4 separate regions of the Homo sapiens genome follow, and all the other regions are linked to region 2. Evidence: chromatin contacts called from ENCODE Hi-C or POLR2A ChIA-PET data. All regions are on one chromosome and are shown on one strand. Each heading gives the region's core, a stretch centred on a gene start or an enhancer-like site at or near the end of the contact. The rest is flanking DNA. Distances are from core to core; before and after follow the strand shown. Region 1 overlaps PELI1 (pellino E3 ubiquitin protein ligase 1). Region 2 holds the start of CEP68 (centrosomal protein 68). Region 3 holds the start of LGALSL (galectin like). Region 4 has its middle 2.6 kb from the start of LINC03050.

Region 1 (5,242 bases), core at 2,397-4,896, 960 kb after region 2:
CATCCACGCAATGGGTTCACAGAAGACTCCAAGCCTGGAATATGGAGAGAAATATCGGTGTGTGGAAATGTATTTAGCCTACGTGAAACCAGATCGGCTCAGCAGAGAGGAAAAATGGTAAATACTGAATGGTATTTTCTTAATTAGCTACAATAAACACATAGGATGAGTAGAACTGAATGCATTACATACATTCCAGAAAACTCTTAAATCTATTGCCAACACAGAATACTAAGTCTATCAAACACTGACTACCAAATTCTATACTAGAGGACAGTCTCTTTAATATTTCGTTTAGTAGCCGGGCGCGGTGGCTCACACCTGTAATCCCAGCACTTTGGAAGGCCGAGGCAGATGGATCACCTGAGATCAGGAGTTCGAGACCAGCCTGAGCCACATGGAGAAACCCTGTCTCTACTAAAAATACAAAATAAGCCAGGCATGGTGGCGCATGCCTGTAATCCCAGCTACTCGGGAGGCTGAGGCAGGAGAATAGCTTGAACCTGGCAGGCAGAGGTTGCGGTGAGCCAAGATTGCGCCATTGCACTCCAGCCTGGGCAACAAGAGCATTTTAGTAAACTCTGGAAGTTCATTCTTCTGTCATATCATGTTAATATATTTTAAAACCTAAGCTTTCTTAAACTAAACAGCACTCCCTCTGATCTTTTCTGTTGCCATCTGTATATCTTAAACCATATTTACCTCATTAAAAATATTAGACTTATTGATTAGCCAGATGTTTTAATCATAAGTTGTCTTTACCATAAGGCTAAAAAGAAATATGTTAATGTTTGATATTTTATCCTTGATTTTCAAACTTAACATTTTTCATAACTACTGTCAGTTTCTTGAATATTTAGTGAAAATCCTAGGAAACCTCATTTCTTGAGTAAGGAGTACTTAAAACCAAAACACTTATGTAAAAATCCAAAACAGAGTGGTGAATATGTTTTTCAACTCTTGTCTCCTCTAGGTGGAAATTGAAACCAATCAGTTACAAGATGGCTCGTTAATTGACCTCTGTGGTGCAACATTGTTATGGCGTACTGCAGAAGGCCTTTCCCACACTCCTACCGTGAAGCATTTAGAAGCTTTAAGACAGGAAATCAATGCAGCACGACCTCAGTGCCCTGTAGGGTTCAACACACTAGCATTTCCTAGTATGAAGAGGAAAGACGTTGTAGATGAAAAACAACCATGGGTATATCTAAACTGCGGCCATGTACATGGCTATCATAACTGGGGAAACAAAGAAGAACGTGATGGAAAAGATCGTGAATGTCCTATGTGTAGGTCTGTTGGTCCCTATGTTCCTCTGTGGCTTGGATGTGAAGCTGGATTTTATGTGGACGCCGGCCCTCCAACCCATGCGTTTAGCCCGTGTGGGCATGTGTGTTCAGAAAAGACAACTGCCTATTGGTCCCAGATCCCACTTCCTCATGGTACTCATACTTTTCATGCAGCCTGTCCCTTTTGTGCACATCAGTTGGCTGGTGAACAAGGCTACATCAGACTTATTTTTCAAGGACCTCTAGACTAACAGACCATTGTCTTGCAGGACTACATTATAAATTTATAAGCTAAGTGAGTTGGGTTTTCGAACCTGTTGTCCACGTCACAGTTTTTCTGCTCTGGTCATTTGCATTAAGATGAAGAATTTTTTAAAACATTTATAATAAATAGTAGCAATTTCTGAGCAAAAATCTGGGAAACTCAAGCAAAGGAATTTCTGAAAGTATCAGTCTTCTGAATTCTGAGTTTTGAAAATATATTTTGAGGAGAAAAAGACATAGTCTAATTTGATGCCTTCCTTTTAGTGTTTTTGAATCACCTATCCTCAGTGCTGAAATTGTTTTGTATAACTGAGGGTACTGTTGGTTCAAACTATGTTAGTTTACAGTTTGTTGCAAACATTGTAAAATACAGCGACATGTATATTAACTTTTTTCTATTTATCTTTATTATAGAAAATACCTTAGAATGTTCTTGATAGAGTAGCATGGTAACGATGGTGTCACACCCTTGGTGTGAATGGTAGCTTAGTGAGCAACCTAGCTCAAGGATTTGCAAAGTTAGGAAGAAGGACGAGAGAGCCTCTCTCCCCACCCCAATCTAAATATGGAATTTGGTAAATTAGAATACTTTGTAATTTGTAAGACCAAATTCATACTAATTACCCGCGTGAAAGGTGTTTGTTTTTAACAACATTGAAGATAATCAGGAAAGATTTTTTCTTAATGTTTCTCTCGAGCGTAGTACTATAACAAAAACTTAATGCTAAGAAACATTTTATATGCTCCTTTGGATATGCAATTTAATCTAGATTATCTATTTTTCTCCCATGATAACTAATCTGTTTTTAGTATCAGCAGCATTTGGCAAGTTTATTTTTTGGATATAAACTGTGGTTCATCTGTTCACTGTTTCTAGAAAAAAATCATTGCCATAAGAAAAAGTATAAATTAGCAAGAAAGGAGAGTGACTTGATTTGCTTTTGGAAAAAGAAATGCTTAATTAATTATTCTGTATTTGGCCTTATTCGGGCATTAGGAAATCTAGAGATCTAAAGGGTTGAATGACAATAGTGCCCCCGTTTTTAGCAGACCAGCCTTAACTCTGGGTTTGAATCCTAAGGAGATTGCCACAGTGAGACTTAAGGAAATGTTTGGTTGGCAGATGAGCACCAATGACTGCAGCGTGGAGTGACGCACTGCATGGTCTGTTTATTCTCTAATTCCAATATGTCTTTTGCTTCCAGAAGCAAGAAAAGTTTCTTCTCTCCCCTCCTTCCCACCCTTTTTTCAAAGGCACCACAAGTATAGACAGTTGCACTACATCAAATCTTTTTTTGACACTTGTAGAAACCAGTACACTTTTAGATTAGACAGTATCTTCTTTTAATATTTTGATTTGTTTTCCTTTAGTTTGAAAAGTTGTATAATACTTAACTGACTGTAGCAAAGTTTTATATGTGGTAGCATACCTTTAATTTATCCTATTACAAAACTGTTCTGAATTTTCTTTTGGTTTTTAAAAAACAAAACTTGTTGCTTAGAAGCCATGAATTATTTTATTTTACTTCAACTGTCGAAACTTCCTTGTTTTAAAAAATGATCATTTGGGTTCACTCAGGAAATGCATGTCAGGAAACTTGTATTATAAGTTTATTAGTTGTGATGTATCAGTAACTGCTGTTACCCCTTTTTCAAAGAAATGTAATTGATTTTGAAGTTTTCTAGATTGTCACATGCTTTGTGACTAATGCAAGAAAGCAAGTCCTGTGTTGTATTTGTTCTAGTCATTTTTATTCAGGCTATATATTGTAGCTTAATTTTTATTTGCAATTAATTTATTTAAACTAAGTAAATACTTTTCAAAATACATAATTGAATTCGTCTCTGTGAGTTCATTTTTGCATAATCGAGAATGAGAAACCAGAAGTGAAAACTGTGAACAACTCTATTCCACACTCCAAAAATACTCATTTGAAATAGATGAAGAGTTTGCATTTAATGTAACACTTTAAAGTATCTGGTTCTTTTTTAAAAGCATCTCTTACTAATAAAGGAACTTTGTTAGTGGTTGAATAATTGAGGCCTTTTCTAAGTTAAGCCTTGCTAGGGAGTTGGCACCTGTAAGTTGCATGTTAGACTATTTAAATAGTGGCTTCGTAACCATAAAAGTTGCACGTCCTTCCCAAAGTTGCCTGCATTTTCTTCTAACAGGTAAAAACAATCTCTTCTAACAGGGAAAAACCTGGCTCATTTTCTATCAAATTCAAGTTTTAAAAATTCAGGCAATTTAAATGATCAGTTGGGTGTTTGCTGTTCAAGCAGAACTGTTATTTTGTCATGGCCTAATAGAACACTTTTACTTAGTTGTATTAAGGGAATGTCAGTATTCTGGCCAAGGAGGAGAAAAAGTTGTATTTAGGTCTTCTAAATGCATTCTCAAGAAAGATAATCTTTATGGCTTAACTCTTTTATCAAAGTAATCTTTATATTTAAATGCTACTTAATTTGTTCAAGGAATTAAATTTCCCTTTATCTAAAATGTTAGGGTAATGAAGCAAGACATGAAGGGAAGCCATTCAGACATCAGAGTTCTTTTACTAGGTTATCCTCTTGCAACCTTCTTTGCTTACTTCCCTCATGTAAAAGTCTTCTAGTACATGTAAAGCAGGGTAGGAATAAATAATAATGTAAGTATGTAATTACTTCTTCTTTTTTTTTTTTTTTTTGAGACGGAGTCTCACTCTGTCGCCAGGCTGGAGTGCAGTGGCGTGATCTCGGCTCACTGCAAGCTCCACCTTCCGGGTTCACGCCATTCTCCTGCCTCAGCCTCCCAAGTAGCTGGGATAACAAGCGCCCGCCACCATGCCCAGCTAGTTTTTGTATTTTTAGTAGAGACAGGGTTTCACCATGTTGGTCAGGATGCTCTCGATCTCCTGACCTTGTGATCCGCCCACTTTGGCCTCCCAAAGTGCTAGGATTAATTACTTCTAACATTTGAGTGTCCCACTTCACTCTTCCCGTCTGACCCAGACTGAGGGCACTGGTGAAAGTCCACTTATTATGTCTCTAAGGTTATAAGCTCAACATAACTCTAACACTTTGGCCCTTCGTTGCAATGGATCATCTTGTGCTACCACTTCTTTTTTTGTTTAAGACAGGGTCTTGCTCTGTTGCCGAGGCTGGACTGCAGTGGTGCAATCACAGCTCACCACAGCCTCAACCTCCCAGGCTCAAGCAATTCTTCCACCTCTACCTCCTGAGTAGCTGGGACTACAGATACACACCACCATTCCTGGCTAATTTTTTTCATTTTCAGTAGAGACGCCGTCTGACTAGATTTCCCAGGCTGGTCTCAAACTCCTGCTCTTAAGCAATCCTCCTGCCTCAGCCTCCCAAAGTGCTTGGATTACAGGTGTTGAGCCACCACACCCTGCTGTGCTACCACACTTTAGAGACCACTGGTTAATAAACCTATGTTCCATTCCCTTCTCTGTTTTCTCTAAGCACTGCCCTATAGCAAATCAGAACAGCAAAACTCTGCATCACTGAACTCTGTTATTCTGTCTGTCACCCCCACTTTCAGAATTACTCTTATATAAGTATTCTTTAATGTTTTATCCTCAAATTTTATCTACTTTTTTTTTTTTTTTTTTTTTTGAGACGGAGTTTCATTCTGTCGCCCAGGCTGGAGGGTAGTGGTGTGATCTCGGCTCACTGCAACCTCTGCC
Region 2 (4,904 bases), core at 1,168-3,667:
AAGGGATGTTTAAAAATCAGACATCAGGCTGGGCATGGTGGCTCACGCCTGTAATCCCAGCACTTTGGGAGGCTGAAGTGGGTGGATCACCTGAGGTCAGGAGTTCAAGACCAGGCTGGACAACATGGCGAAACCCTGTCTCTACCAAAAATACAAAAATTAGCGGAACACGGTGGTGGGTGCCTGTAATCCTAGCTACTCGGAAGGCTGAGGTAGGAGAATTGCTTGAACCCGGGAGGAAGAGGTTGCAGTGAGCTGAGACTGTGCCATTGCACTCCAGCCTGGCCAAGAAGAGTGAAACTCCCTCTCAAAAAAAAAAAAAAAAAAAAAAAAAAGGAAAAAAATCAGCCATCGGATAAGGTGTCAGGCACCGTGGCTCATGCCAGTAATCGCTTGAGCCCAGGAGTTCAAGACAAGCCTGGGCAATATAGAGAGACGTCATCTCTACAACAAAATAGAAAATTAGCTGGGCCTGGTGATGTGCACCTGTGATCCCAGCTACTTGGGAGGCTGAGGTGAGAGGGACTCGACCCCAGGAGGTTGAGGCCACAGTGAGTTGAGATCATGCCACTGTACTCCAGCCTGGGTGATGGAGTGAGACCCTGTCTCAAAAAAAGGGATCGGATAAGGACCAAAAAACAGAGAGATCCTGAAGGGTCAAGTACTATACAGATATTTCATATTGGTGAGTGTATTCAAGTATCCATTTATTTTTCTCCTAACGACTGCTAACAGCTAACAGCTACTGATCATTTTCTTTGTGCCAGGAACTATATTAGGCACTATACATCAATATCTTATTTAATCCTAATAACTCACCACACAGGTACTACTATTATTCCCATTTTTAAGGATGAGGAAACCAAGGCACGGAGAAGTTAAATAACTTAATGACACGCCTGTAATCCCAGCACTCTGGGAGGCAGAGGCAGGAGGATTGCTTGAGCCCAGGAGTTCAAGACCAGCCTGGACAACATGGCAAGACCCCCATCACCATTAAAAAAAAAATTAATCAGAGTTAGTAACATGGCAGAGCTAAAGCCTGTTTGACTTAGAGAGCCTGAGCTTAGCTGCCTTCCTAACCTGTAAGAATAACTCGCTCAAGAAGTTAAATAAATGTTTCTGTTGTGTCACCTTTAGACTACCACGCTGATTTTGTTTCCTTTTGGCTTCCTTCCATCATTGAGTGCCTTTTATGTTCCAAGCATTGTGCTAGGGGCTGGGGAAACCACAATACAGTGTGATGAGTAAAAACAGAGGCTGCAGAAGGTAGCCCAAAAAAGGGAGGAGTTATCAGTCGCAGGGTGGGGAAGTGCTTTAAAAAGCTTTGCGCAAAAGAGGTTAAACTGAATTCCTTGGGTTTTTTGTTGTTGTTGTTTTCTAAGTGGGCCAGAATTGACTCAACAGAGGGTGGGAAAGGGGAATGGAGGGAACAAAGTAAAAAGTGGTGACTTCTAGATCTTTCAACTAAACCCAAGGCAAACTGACCCAACAACCTTTGTTACACACTTTAACACAACACTCTTCATACCCTAGATCTGAGAACTGTTAGATTATTTACAAACGCTACCTCCCTTCGTGGTCCTGATGAATTCCCAGTGAGGTCCAATCTGCCCTGGCAGGCTTCCGCTCATTTTTGTTACAAACAATACACTAAACCCAACCTACTAATCATCAAGGGCCTGGAACAGGTTTTGGACATTCGTCCCCAGGCTGCTGAGAACTGTTCTAGTGATGACAGTTAGAAAGGGTAGCCCTCCGAGGCAAAAAAAATGAGACATCTTGATTTTTTCTCTCCGCATCTGGGCGCGGCGATAAGAAGACATCACTGGTCTCCATCTTTCCAGGGGGAAAGGCCCGAGCTGCATTAGCCCCGACTGGGGAGCTGGGTAAACAGCCCACGCCCGGGAGAGGCCTGAGGGAAAGTGACCTCCCCCGGGGCCCAGGCCGACCAGCGGCGCAGCTGCTCGGCCGCCAGATGCGCGGACTCGCGCACTCCCTCGCCGCGCCCGGGCATTCCCAAGCCCAGCCGCCCGCCTCGGCCCCGACCCCTCGGCCGCCACAGCACACGCCGTTCCGCTCGCAAGATGGAGGCGAAGGCACGAGGCGCCCCCGCCCCCCAGGGAGCCTTTGTGCCCTTGCCGGCGGGGACGCGAGGCCAGACGGCCCGCACCGCAAGGGCCCCGCAGGCACCGAAGAGACGCGGGGGAGGGGGCCGGGCGCGCGCGCGGATCTAGCCCGGGCCACCGCCCCCAGCGCCGCGGCACCCCCGACACCAGCACCCGCACGCGGGACACTGCCTACCTACCGCACCGCGAACGCTTCGCACGTCCGGAGCGGTCTCAGCAGCCCCATGCGCTGGCCCCGAGCTGGCGGACCCTGACTGCAACTGCGGCCCTCCAACCGCAGCCCAAAACGCGCAGGGCAGGACCGAGCGCCAACCACGCCCTTCGGCCGCGCTGACCACGCCCTTCTTCCCGCCCCTTCTCCCTCCGCGGGAGGGCTTTCGGCAATTTCGCGCAGCGAATCGCAGCTCTAAGTCCGCGGCTCCACCAATACGTGGACGCTCCTGCAAGATGAGCCCGCCCCCTACTTCGTCCTGGCCTATGGGAAGCCGGGACTTCTTCAGCGGCTGTCCTCCCTCGCTTTTGGAGCTCCGACCTCAGCTTCGCCTGCGAGCTGGGTTGTGTAAAGGCTGGTCATTTTGGGGCGCTTAGGGGTGGGTGCCGGGGGGCGCGCTTTCCCTCGTGAAGGTCGCTCCAGGAGTCATGCGTACATTCGTTCATTTTGCTCTGGACGCACTGATGTTCCCGGCTCGCCGCCGTGCCGCAGTCACGAGGCTCTCCGAACGCCTTTCACTGTGTTTCTGTTTACATTCGCGTCTGCAAGACCCGGCGGCGCGACCGAGGCCCGAACAGGTGCTGCGAGGCGGGGCGGGGAGCCAGTGCTGAGGGGAGCTCCCCAGGCCGGGTGGTTGAAGACAGCTTCTGGGGGGAGGTGGAGCTCTGGCTCGTGGAGAATGGGAAGGGTGTGGAAAATGAACTGGTAGCTACTTAGCCACTCTGAGCAGCCTGCTCTGATGGGAAATCGGTGATGGAGTCGGAGGGAAGTGGGAGGCAGCTTGTGGGAGGCCAGGGTGCTCACTCTCTCCCCTGCCAGCATGGGACCTAGTAACTTTCATACATCTCTATCTATCTATCTATTTTGCAAAGATGGGGTCTTGCTGTGTTGCCCAGGCTGGGCTTGAACTCCTGGACTCAGACGATCCTCCCGCCTCGGCCTCCCAAAGTGCTGGAATTACAGGTGTGAGCCACTGCATCCCATCCCCTAGGAGCTTAATGACACTGCCCTTTAGCTTTTACTGCTTAGCAGAATCCGGAGGCATAGAGGAACTACCACCAGGGTGGCGTGGGGAAGAGGCCCTCCCTTCTGATGATTTTCTCTCAGCAGCACTTTCAGCAATCTGGCTTCAACTGAATATCTCCCCAGTTCATAAAACAGGCGTCTGTAAATGTCAACCCCAGCTGGGTGCAGGGTACAAATTTTTTCCTACAGAGCTCTTGAGTCCCAGGTAGTTTAGGAGACAAGGACTTGTTTGGTTTTCCCAGACCTGTCAGGACAGCTCAGAGGTTTTGTCTAACCCAGGGGCCACAAACTTTGGACAACAGCAGCAGCTAGCCCACAGATGGTTTTATTTGGGCATCGCATAGCTTTTCTTTGTTTGTTTGCTTTTGTTTTTTAATAAGAATTTGAATCCCACCACCACCACTGGTCCATTAAGTAACAGCCAGCCTTCACACATTTGCTGCCTACCTGAAGGCATTTGTGTTTGTGACCCTTGATCTTTTCTATACACAGAAGACCTCCAGTGGAGTCACCTAATCCCACAGCCAAGTCACCCCTGCTGGACAGAGAACTGTACAAAGTCCAAACAGGCGTACATATCCTGTATGGTTTCCTCATCTATAAAGAGAGGGGATAGGATGAAGGAGTCCCAAGGTTCCTTTTGGTTCTGATGTTCTGTAATTTTGTGTTGTGAGCAGCTTTTGTTTTTGCCTGACGGGAAAACTTTCCTTTGGGAATTGTCTGCAGTCCGCTGGGTCAGATGGTTCTTTAGCACCGCACTTCTCCGGTCTCCCAAGGCAGGATGGGTGTGGAGAAGGGGAGGTGTGGAACCCAGGCCTGACCAGCTGTAGTCTCCCTCCTCTTGTTTTCAGATTTCCCCAGGGATGCGCACATGACCAAACCTGAGATGATCTGAGCCCTTGTCGGGGATTTTAGAGAATGAGGCTGGGAGAAAGAGGCTCTTTCTTTTGGTGTTTCTGAGCGCGGGAAAAGTAGGCCTAGAGCTGTCTGTAGTTATACTCCTTGCAGCAGCAATGCTGGAGAACCAGGCCTGGAAATGTTAGGAACCAGCTAAGCCATCCTGCTTTGGTACTCTGATTAGGGTGCGTACCAGCTCCTTTGGTGGTGACATGAATTATTTTTCAACTCTTCTCACTTAAGATTCAAGTTTTGGGAAGGACCATTTACTTGGCCTAGTCTAGGTTATGTGCCTGTGTTCTGATTGCCAATAGGCAAAGAGAGTTCTGGTTTCTACTGTGGCTTCTAGTCTGGGAGGCCTAGCCTCATACCAAGACTCAGTGTGTGGGGGCCTCCCCTCAAATAAGAAGAATGAGACGCTGGGTTGCCAAAAGTTGCTTCACTATAGTCCGTCTCTTAGGCTGCCCAACATTCACAGAAGTGCTTTCAAAGGTAAATGAAAATGCTGCCATCCAACAAAATGCGAGCATCTCTCCTATAACAAAATTTACTTATCCCTTCCCCAAAGCAGGGCATCTCAAAATCTCCTCATTTACTGTATTTGGCCCAAGTCTAACTTCTGTAGGTGATGTTCCATTCTT
Region 3 (5,491 bases), core at 88-2,587, 600 kb after region 2:
TGCAATAAACAAATGAATAAAATTTTAAAAAGCAATGAGAAAGGAGGAAGGTACAGGCAGAGACACAGAGCAAAATCATTTACCAGTCGTGGGAAGTACACGTCCGCTTGAACTGGAGAGCTCAAAGAGTTGTTTAAATGGCCATCATCTAGTTTCTAAAAATAGAAGTACACAGATTGGCTTTCCATGGGCTCTTTTTTGGGGGGCTGGAGGAAGAACCCACACAGATGTGGTGGAATCCAGCAGCCTTCCACATGCACACAGTGTCTGCAGATGATGCCTCTTCACCGTCTCTTAGATAATCTCATCACCCCCGAACAAAACCCATCCTTTCCACCCGGTAGTTAAGCCTCTGAAGATCCGCAGACCCTTCAGATCCAGATCAAAATCAAGGTCGAGGTCCACCGAAGAGCCAGAGCCCCACGCCGGAGGAGGGCAGGCCCCTCTCCAACCGTAAACGCTTCTGGAAGCGCGGTGGGCCAGGCCTGTCCTTCGGGACGTGACTGAAGTGCAGCGGCCGTGCTCAACTTCTCTCGGGAGCCCCGGGCGCCGACCCATTTCCAAGGGGGAATCCCCGGTACGTCGGGGGCGGTGGCGGGGCGCGCGCCCCGGACACACTCACCCACGCGCACACCTGGCTGGCGGTTGCACGGCACAGAGGGGGCTGTCGGGCGTCCCTACCCGCCATCCTCCCCAAACTCCCTCCCCAGCCCAGAGCCCCGCAGCCCGGGAGCCTCTCCAGCCCCTAACACCGGCCGCGCGCAGCCAGCGGCTGCTAACAGGTACCGGGCGCCTTCCCACGCGCCGGGCGCCGGCCGGGCCTGCGGCTGCTCAGCACCCCAGCACTGCTGGAGCAGGCGGCGGCGGAGTGCGGGACGGCGGGGAGGGGCGCCTCGCGCGCGCCCTGCCACACTCACCACCACGGCATCGCTGTCGGCCACTGATCCCGCCATCTTCTTGCCCGGCGCGGCGGGGTACGTGGGACGCGGCGCGCGGGCGGGGATCCCGGGGCTGTCCTGCGCGGGGCGGGGGCGGGGGCGCGGGTCCGAGCTGGCGGCGGGCGCGCGCACACACGAGGGGGCGCGCGCGCGCGCGCCCGGGGCCCGGCGCCGACCTGGCAGGCAGAGCCTGGGAGGAGGGGAGGGGAGGGAGGCAGCGCGAGCTGGGAGGGCGAAGGTGCTTGCCGCGGCCCAGAACGGCCCCGGACCCGGGCCGACGGGGCTGCTTGCTGCCGCTGCCGCTGCCGCTGCCCGACCAAGAAAAGTGGCGAGGGCCGTGCCGCGTCGGCCCTGGGCAGCATTTAAAGGCCTCCGGGGCCCGGCTCGGGAACCGGGAACAGGGCGGGGACCCGGCGGGGCTGCCGCGGCTTGCTCAGCGGGCCCTGCCCCTCGGCCATTGGACGGTGGCGGAGGCCGGGGCGGGAGGGACGGGCCTGTCCGGGTCCGGGAGGGCGGGGGCCCTGTCGGCTCTCACCGGCCAGAGGGTGGGCAGGGCCGGGGCTGGAGAAGTGAGGGCCCGAGCCGGTCAGGTGACAGGTGCTCGTGCCACCCGCGCCCCTCCCTCCAGCCTCCTTCCTCCTGCCACGTCCTGGGCGCTGGTGGGGCGATGGGAGGCGAGGTCGAGGGAAGATTGGGTGCTGGGGGTGGTATTCCAGAGTGGGAGACTTGGCAGGATTTCTTTCAGAGAATTCCAACAAAATCGGGGGAAGGATTCATTCTGCTCTCTAGGGCAGAAAGAGAATGGAAGGTCTGAAGGCTTGCAGAAATAAATGTGTGACCTGAAAGAACGAAGCAGAGAGGACTCAAGGTAGGGACCTTTCTATCCCAGGAGGCTAGATACAGAAAGGTCGCTCTTCCCTGTGGAAGGACAGGCAGGTCTAGGGGTCCCTGGACTCTCTCGAGCAGGAGTCAAAGCCTTACCAAATCAAAGTGGGCGCAGTCACTGTCCTCAGAGAGCCTCCATTGAGCCCTGTTTTTAACAAGTCACTTGCCCAGTCTGGGGTAGTCAGCTTCTCACTGAAAATCTCCTCATACCCTTTGTGGAGTACTTCCCAGGGGATACACACCTCTTTTATTCAAGCCAGAAATTCCTTTATGGCATTTCCACACTAGGACGATTATGTAACTTCTCAGATAAAGCTGTATCAACATATCCTCTATTAGGTGACATCCTTGGCTGAAACATTCCATTGCATGAATCACCGGGGCGTTCTATGCTAATAAGCAGGGAGCATGTGTGACCTACTGCAGTCCCAGAGGGCCCCTCAGAGGCTCCTTTTTTTTTTTTTTTTTTTTTTTTTAAATTGAGACGGAGTCTCCCTCTGTGGCCCAGGCTGGAGTGCAGTGGCGCGATCTCAGCTCACTGCAACCTTCGCCGCCCGGGGAGGCTTCTTTCTTCTAGTCACTGCAATTGGCTGTGTGGCCTAGAACATCAATGTGGCTTTTGTGTCTTAGTTTTCCCTTTATGGACCAGAGCTAATGATGGTAATCTCAGTTGAGCAGGGAGAATTACCTGCACACGCCTGTAAGCCTCACTCATATCCTCTGGAAGTGGTTCTTGAACTAGATAGAGGCTAAAGCGCAGTACGCTTGTGGCTGCAGCACACTTTGTTTACCAGTCTTAGCTCAAAATCACACTTTATTACTTTAAAATGTTAGGCACTTATAGGAAATGATTGACATTTGAAAGCATACTTTAGTATGTATCAATTTCTGAGAGTCTGGTATAGAGAAGAAGCATTAAAGTGCAGTAGTTCTTTATCATTAACTGAGTGACACAATAAGGGTGACACTACATGTGATGGTGGTTAAAGAGCCGGTGTCTCGCGTTCAAATCCTGGCTCTACTATTCACTAGCTGTGTGATCTTGGAAAAATTACTAAACTTCTCTGTGCCTTAGTTTCTTCATCTGTGACTCAGAGATGACAATGATGATAATAATGCCTATCTCAGGTTATTGGGAAGATTAAGTAAATACCTTCCTTAAAACAGTATTGGGGACATAGTAAGCACTTATTATACCAAAATACTGAGTGCCTGCTGTATACCAGGCACTGGGGATCCAGCAGGCTACTTTTTTGCTGAGCTTACATTCTAGTGGGCAAAGGAAATCAATAAACAAAATATGTCGGGTGACAAAAGTGTTAGGAAAAAGTAATAAGGCCAGGTGCGGTGGCTCATGCCTATAATCCCAGCAATATAGGAGGCTGAGGCAAGAGGATCACTTGAGGCCAAGAGTTTGAGACAGGCCTGGGCAACACAGAGAGACTCTGTCTCTACAAAAATAAAAAAAAAAATTAGCTGGGTGTGGTGGTGTGCACCTGTAGTCCCAGCTACTTGGGAGGCTGAGGTGGGAGGATCACTTGAAGCCAGGAGGTCAAGGCTGCAGTGAGCTGTGATCTCACCACTCTACTGCAGCTTGGGTGACAGAGTGAGAACCTGTCTCAATAATAATAAAAATAATTAAAAAGCCAGTAGAGAGAGAGATAGGAGGTAGGGTGATGCTATTTATACAGGATGGTCAGGGAAGCCACCTCTGGTAAAGTGACATTTGAGAAGACCCCTGAAGGAGGGGGGTGAGTCATGTGGACATCTGGAGGAAGAGTTTGCTGGCACAGGGAACTGCAAGGGCAAAGTCCCCAAGTACTGGGGCTGGGGGCAGTGACTGAGGAGATGTGTAGCTAGAAATGGATAGCCCTTCTACACTGTGGTTGAGGATTGGCTTTTACATGGGGAAATAGGAAGATATTAAAAGTTTCTGAGCAAAGGAGGGACATAGTTTGCCTTCTATTGTAGATTCATCCACATGCTGCTGTATGGAGTGGCCTTTGGAGAGAGGGTGGATGATAGGAGGGAGGGTAAAAATGGGACCTAGGAGATTCCTATAGCATTCCAAACAAGACGTGATGGTGGCCTTGACATGGTGGAAGTGGTGAAGATGTGAGAAGCCCTGGGCCCTTGATAAGTCCCAGCTGTTATCCTGCAGCTTGGAGAGTTCATATGGTCTTCTGAGCCTCAGTTTCCTCACTTGCAGAATTAAGGGGCAGAACTCATTCATCATTCCCTCTTAGCTCTTAGAAAGCTCTGGTTCATGAAAAGCTGTGTAAATACTATCTAAATTGAAATGGGTTTGAGAGTAGGTGCTGCTGAATGAAAATAATCTTGGGTTGAATCTTTTGATAAGTGCTTTTGTAGGGCGAAGAATAACCCTTTGATTTGTTTTGTAAGTGGAGTTTAAGATATTTGGATTGCTGGAGATGAGTTTCTTACATTTTAGGAATGTAAAGAATAGGAAGGTACTAAACGTGCTCAGAATGTTTTATCATGGAAAATTGCCTTTTATTCCAAAAGTGCTTGATTCCTTCTCAGTCTATAGAATGGTTTATTTTGAATATGAAGAGCAGAGAGAAAGCCTGAATGAGTTTTTTTGCTGTAACTAAAAGTTGAGCAGGGTCAAACTATCTCTTATGGGGAAAAGCCATTAGCAAACTAATGAATTATAGAGCTTAAAAAATTCTTTTTTGAGTTGTATAGCAAAGAATAGGCAAAATTTGCTCCATGCTTTGATTATAGGTATTTGTGTGTAAAAACATTAACCAAATTGGGACCCATTTATGAAATGCAGTAGTTAAATTTCAAGATGAACCATGTTACCACTGGAAACTACTAAAAACGTTAAAGAAGTGGGGAAGGCAGTCAAACAGATTATTAGCTTTGAAAAAAAGTACAAACAAATCTTTGAAGATGGGCTTTGCTAAATGATTTTTCCAGAAGAAAATAGTAGATTACTTCCTTTTTACCTTAACATTTTATATGTTTTGTTCAAATGTATGCACATGGAATTTCTAATATTGGGAGGAAGAATAAATATTGATGACAATTCAGCAACTATTTTATCAGTATTGCTACATGCCGTGGTACTATGGAGATAGGTGAAAATGCATGAGTCTCATCCTCAGGAAACTTACCGTCTACTCTGGGACATAATGGCAGGATGTATTAGTGGGTAAGATAATAAAGGCCTCAGACCCACAGCCTGAGCACTGATGTGGGGAGATTCACTCCCATTTGGAGGATTAAGGCCACTTTCTGAAGGAGGTGGCATATCCCTAAGCATATGCATAGCAGCAACTGCTGCAGAACTACAACAACAAGTCTTCGAAGACCACACTGCAGCTCTGTTTGTGGCCTGAATTCTAATCCCACTCTTCTCTCTGGTGTGGCAACCAGCTGAACTGAACCCCTGCTCCCAGAGGCTGCCTTTCGTCTGTGCCTTGGTCCAGAGAGGCACGTGCCTCCATCCCTTCCACCATGCCTGCCATCTGAGGCCTCCTATGGGCCATGATCCCAAGGCCCAACTTGAACTTACAGACCACTCATTTTCTATCGGTGTGTATATACACATTTTCTAAAGCAGGGTTTCTCCTCACAGTAGTGACATTTTAGGCTAGGAAACCCTTTTTTGTGGGGGGCTGTCTGATGTGTTAGAAGAC
Region 4 (4,965 bases), core at 692-3,191, 550 kb before region 2:
GCAGGCCTGCCTACATAGTCCAGGATGAAAAATGCAATTGATTTCAGAATGTGTACTGTAGACACATAGCAGAGACTTTTTTGAGAGATAAATTTTGGAATTCTAAAATCTCAGTTTTTATATCAAAAGGCAACTTCTGGAAGCCTCAGAGCATAGTGTCATAATTGGTAGAACAGGGAAAAATTTTCAGCAGTGATGGTTTCCCTTACCATAGGAGGGAACCCACCCCACCAGCTCTTTTTTTTTTTTTTTTTTTTTGACAGAATTTCGCTCTTGTGGCCCAGGCTGGAGTGCAGTGGCGCCATCTCTGCTCACCACAACCTCTGTCTCCCAGATTCAAGTGATTCTCCTGCCTCAGCCTCCCGAGTAGCTGGGATTACAGGCATGCACCACCACACCCGACTAATTTTGTATTTTGAGTAGAGACAGAGTTTCTCCATGTTGGTCAGGCTGGTCTCAAACTCCCAACCTCAGGTGATCCACCCACCTCAGCCTCCCAAAAGTGCTGGGATCACAGGTGTGAGCCACCATGCCTGGCCCCACCTCACCAGCTCTTATCCCACCAGCTGTGAACCTTGGTGAGTCCTTAGTGATCTGATCACATAAGGACACTGAGCCCTAGGGGTGTAGGAGGATTGAAGCCCTGATGCAATGCTTATCATTTTAGTCACCTATCACTCAGTCACAGTTCTGGTGGTTTAGCTATTTCTCTCCTCAAATGCACGGAAAACTGTGATTTGGTTCTCTACAAATGACACTTTCTGTTTTTGTGTTTGTTTTTCAAAATACCTTGGCATAACTCATACAATGAGATTAGAATTTGTTGGTGAACTATTTTTCAGCTCAGTAACCTATTTTTTTAATTGTGGTAAAAATAAAACCACATAACATAAAGTGTACCATCTTAACCATTTTTAAGTGTACAGTTCAGTAGTACTAAATATATTCACATTGCTGTGAGATACATCTCCAGAACTTTCTCATCTTGCAGAACTGAAACTCTATAACTATAAATAACTCTCTTTTGCCCCTTCCCCCAGCTCTTGGCAACCACCCTTCTACTTCCTATTATCTACGATTTGACTAATTTAGATATCTCATGTGAGTAGAATTATACAATGTTTTTCCTTTTGTGTCTGGCTTGTTTCACAGAGCATAATGTCTTCAAGGTTCATCCACGCTGCACCAAGTGTCAGAATTCCTCTCCCTTTTAAGGCTGAATAATATTCCATTGTATGTAAATGCCACATTTTGTTTATCCATTCATCCACTGATGAATATGTAGGTTGCTTCTACCTCTTGGCTCTTGCAAATAACCCTGCTATGAACATGAGTGTGCAAATACCTTTTCAAGACCCTGCTTTTAATTCTTTTGGATATAGGCCCAGAAGTGAGATTCTGGATCATAAGGTAGTCCTAGTTTCAATTTTTTTGAGGAACAATGATACTGTTTCCCATAGCAGTGGCACCATTCTACATCCTCCAACAATTCCCAGGGTTCCAACTTCTCCACATCCCTTTCAACACTTACTGTCTGTTATTGTTGTTGTTTATAGTAGCCACTGTAATGGTTGGGTAATGCCTCAGTTGTGGTCTTGATTTGCATTTCTCTGGTAGTTAGTGATGTTGAGCATCTTTTCATATGCTTTTTGGCCATTTGTAACTCAGCAACCATTTTTAAAAGTGTTGATTTTTGAAGCTCTGAAATTGAGTTTTCCTGTTTTGGGGCAGGCCCCAACTGCCACTTTTCACAGAGGAGGTCCCAGTGAAAAAGAGGCAGTTTCTGTTTTTGACTTTAACATATGACTAAAGTAAGGTTTCTCAGCCTCATCACAATTGACATTTTGGTTGAGGAATGCCCCGTGCATTGTAGGGAGTTTACCAGCATCCCTGGCCTCTAGATGCCAGTAGCATTCCGGCTCCCCTGGTGACAGCCAAAAATATCTCCAGACATTACCAAATGTCTCCGGGGGAACAAAACTGCCCCTGGTTGAGAGCCACTGGATTAGAGTTTTCAAACTAGCATGTTTGAGTTGGCCAACGTGACAATTTTAAATTTTTGAGACAACATTAAAAATTTTGTAGATATCACCTAAAAATTCAGATTTCCAGCTTCTCTTGAGGAAGCAGAGGATACAGGCTATCTTGGGCCTGCATTGCCCCATGGCAATATTTGGCTGGGCTGAGTAGCTACTGCCCCACCCAAGTTTGAGGTGGTTCCCTCAATGTAGCCCATAAAATAAAACCATTGTGAATGCCAGATACATCTGCCTCTAGTTTATCCAGTGAAATAATTCTGATTTGTCTGAGTTTTCCTACTAGTATGCATGATAATGTAAAATCCCAGACCACTGGACCAAAACTACTAGAATTATTTGATATTCCAAAGTTTACTCTCTGTCTTTGTCTGTCTGTCCCTCTCTCTCTCTCTCTCTCTCTCTCTCTCTCTCTCACACACACACACACACACACACACAGAGAGAGAGAGAGAGAGAGAGAGACAGCAAGGTTCACAGAACACTGGACTAGAAGCTGGGAGAGCAAGGTTCTAATCCTGAGTCTGTGTCCTTGATTAATTCAATTTAACAAGTATTCATTGAATGCCTACTACATGAAAGATTTCAAGTTGAGGTCCAGAACTCATATGGACCCTGGCTTCCTTAACTAATGCTCGTATTGAACAGGTGAGTTTCAAGAGCTGATTGAGCTCTAACCACCTACAATCCATACATAAACATAATATAGTAAAACCCTGCTGCTCTGGAAAAATTGAGGCTGGGAATAGAGAAAGAGAGAGTTTGGACTAGTGGCCAGAAGAGACTATAAAATCCTTTTAAATAAATGCAGTTATATATTTTTCACACTCATGTAGTTATGCACACTGGGCTGTGACAGACACGGTTGGCATGACATACATGGGGGTATACCACCCTGATCCCCCAGCAGGGCAGGACCTTCTGCCCAGCTATGGGGAATGTAGCCTTCCAAATCTGCCTCAGCTGCAGAGAGCTGCCTCTCCCAGCAGCCCACATCTGATGAGTCATCTCCTAGGTATAAAGTCCTGGTCATTTCGACCCAATGCAGGATACAAGCAGGCAATACTTGCCCCGGAACCCTCCAAAGCCAAGAAATGGCCCAGACTTTTTCAGGCCTACCTTGCAGTTCAACTCCTTCCACTACCCAACCCCGCTTTCTCTCCCTTCCCTTCAAAGGAATTGAACCCTAATAACATTTTGCACCCCAAACTTGGCATCAGCATCTGCCTGTGGAGTACACACACTTCAGCAGTTGGCTATTATTGGATAGGCATGCACGTATGTACATGTGTGTGAGATTTTGGTCAGGGATCCACCTCTTGCCCACTTGACCCAGGAGTTGATTCATCTATAGCTCTAAGTAGTCAGTGTGAGCCCATTCACCTCCCTACTGACTGATTTAGGAAGCGATTGTGATCCAGTGCTGGCCAATGAGATGTGACAGAAGGTCAATGAAGGGGTTTCTGAGAAATCTTTCCATAATAATAAAAAGCAACACACAGGGAGAATTTTCTTCTGCTGGACAAGGTCATATCTATTTTGATGTCAGAAATCTGGCTGCTATCTTGGCACAAGGAGAAAGCACAAAGCTCATTGAGAAGGGCAAAATGGAAAGAATGGGAGACACTTGTATATCTTGGGATGTTGATTTTGGAACCAACCTGCAACTTACCCTATGCAAGATAACAAATTATCCAGAATGGCCTAAACCATTCTGACCTGTGCTTTCTGTAACTTGCATTCAAAGGCATCCTACCCAATGTACAGGCAAATCAAGCACAGCTTAGTAGAGATTCTTGTGGAGTCTTTTTTAATGACTATATTAAAAATCATAAATACCATGCCAATCTTTTGTATGTGAGGTAATTAAAAGTTTGTCATCACTGAGCAATTCTTGCCTTTGAAATCCCATTTTGCTTGTAGAATGTTAGAAGAATTTGCCAAGGAGAAACAAATCTTATCCCAATTCTCACTAATTGTTGATTGTCAAAGTATTTCAAGTCCAAGGTAGCAGCCTCATAGTTAAGGTTTCCTCCTGCAATCCACTCAATACGGCTGACCCAGCCTGCGTGTACAAGTTATGCCCTGCACGTCTGGTAGAACCTTGTGGTAGCATCTAACTCTTCCAGACTTCCAGGGGACCATTTCTAGGTATAAACCCAGAACTCATTGAATGATTTCCTAACAGCTACATTTCCAAAGGAAAACACAACAAAACTTGTTCATGACAGCCATTAAACTTCTTGTGGGCTAATAGAAAGCAAAATTCTAAATGGAAAGAAATGCAAATTTCGACACACAGAGCACATGTGTAGGTCAGAGGGGCAATTCACTTGTGATCTGGCTGGGCCAGCAGGGCTCCACTCCCCAGCTGGACCTAGGCAATCTGTCTTCTGTCTCCATCAGGTTGTGGCTTCCAGAACTTGGGCTCAGAGACGGTTCCCTATGCCAATTCCCCTTGGCAGGAAAGACACCTTCTGGCAACACCGTTGCTATTCCCAGTCCTTCACCCCTGCCAACCTCCTCATGTTTTATCTATTTTTATTTGAATTGGTGATCAAGGGATTAACCCAGTTTATACAAATTCCATCTTCCAAAAAGCCATTATGGTGCAGTTGCAATTGTGATATTTCACTCTCCAAATGAATCAAATTGGATTTTAATGACAGTAGACTCCATTAAGCAACACCTGATTGGGTTATTTCCTGGAAATTTCATCTTCATTGTTTTCTCCATCACTGCTACCAAAAAAAAAACACATAGCAGGAGAGCTATCAGGGGCTGCCGCCAAGCTACATTGGATCATCCTTGAAATCATGGTCATGTTTCCTTCTAACAAGTCGAATGTTTCAGTTTTACTCATTCATTCCATAGGACACCCTCAACCCAGTGTCAATTTCTACTAAAAAAAAGCGGGGGTAAGGTAAAT

Evidence for each region. A loop is a pair of places that touch in the nucleus more often than their neighbours do. ChIA-PET counts read pairs that join two places held with the same protein, here RNA polymerase II (POLR2A). Pooled maps may share reads with other maps.
Region 1: a loop to region 2 is called in a pooled map, with 3 times the contacts of the local background. The contact joins the enhancer-like site here to the promoter of CEP68 in region 2. A Hi-C loop is called at or near these places in 4 of 37 single-sample maps with no recorded cell type and 3 of 50 pooled maps.
Region 3: a pooled map shows a loop between it and region 2 (3-fold over the local background). The contact joins the promoter of LGALSL here to the promoter of CEP68 in region 2. A Hi-C loop is called at or near these places in 4 of 50 pooled maps.
Region 4: a loop to region 2 is called in a map with no recorded cell type, with 14 times the contacts of the local background. The contact joins the enhancer-like site here to the promoter of CEP68 in region 2. A Hi-C loop is called at or near these places in 2 of 37 single-sample maps with no recorded cell type and 6 of 50 pooled maps. POLR2A ChIA-PET finds 5 or more read pairs at or near these places in 1 of 52 experiments (activated CD4-positive, alpha-beta T cell).

Annotation. Positions count from the first base shown.
Region 1 is chr2:64,091,000-64,096,241 of GRCh38, reverse strand. It overlaps PELI1 (pellino E3 ubiquitin protein ligase 1), which reads left to right. Exons shown (of 7, transcript NM_020651.4): 6 at 1-117; 7 at 974-3,590. The coding sequence ends at 1,540. Among named protein-coding and RNA genes, the nearest start is that of PELI1, 51 kb to the left of the region's middle. Within about 2 kb of position 3,646, at least 3 of the 41 ENCODE cell types and tissues checked have a DNase peak (open chromatin) inside an H3K27ac peak, as active enhancers do.
Region 2 is chr2:65,053,929-65,058,832 of GRCh38, reverse strand. CEP68 (centrosomal protein 68) reads right to left here and starts at 2,417. Exons shown (of 7, transcript NM_015147.3): 1 at 2,305-2,417. RefSeq lists silencers at 1,185-1,264, 1,275-1,324, 1,955-2,294, 2,375-2,484 and an enhancer at 2,585-2,824.
Region 3 is chr2:64,450,008-64,455,498 of GRCh38, reverse strand. It overlaps LGALSL (galectin like), which reads right to left and starts at 1,337. Exons shown (of 5, transcript NM_014181.3): 1 at 918-1,337; 2 at 84-155. The coding sequence starts at 953. LGALSL-DT (LGALSL divergent transcript) reads left to right here and starts at 621. Exons shown (of 3, transcript XR_002959392.2): 1 at 621-974. RefSeq lists silencers at 691-990, 1,081-1,150, 1,161-1,580.
Region 4 is chr2:65,602,492-65,607,456 of GRCh38, reverse strand. No RefSeq gene overlaps it. Among named protein-coding and RNA genes, the nearest start is that of LINC03050, 2.6 kb to the right of the region's middle. RefSeq lists an enhancer at 751-1,230. Within about 2 kb of position 1,941, at least 4 of the 41 ENCODE cell types and tissues checked have a DNase peak (open chromatin) inside an H3K27ac peak, as active enhancers do.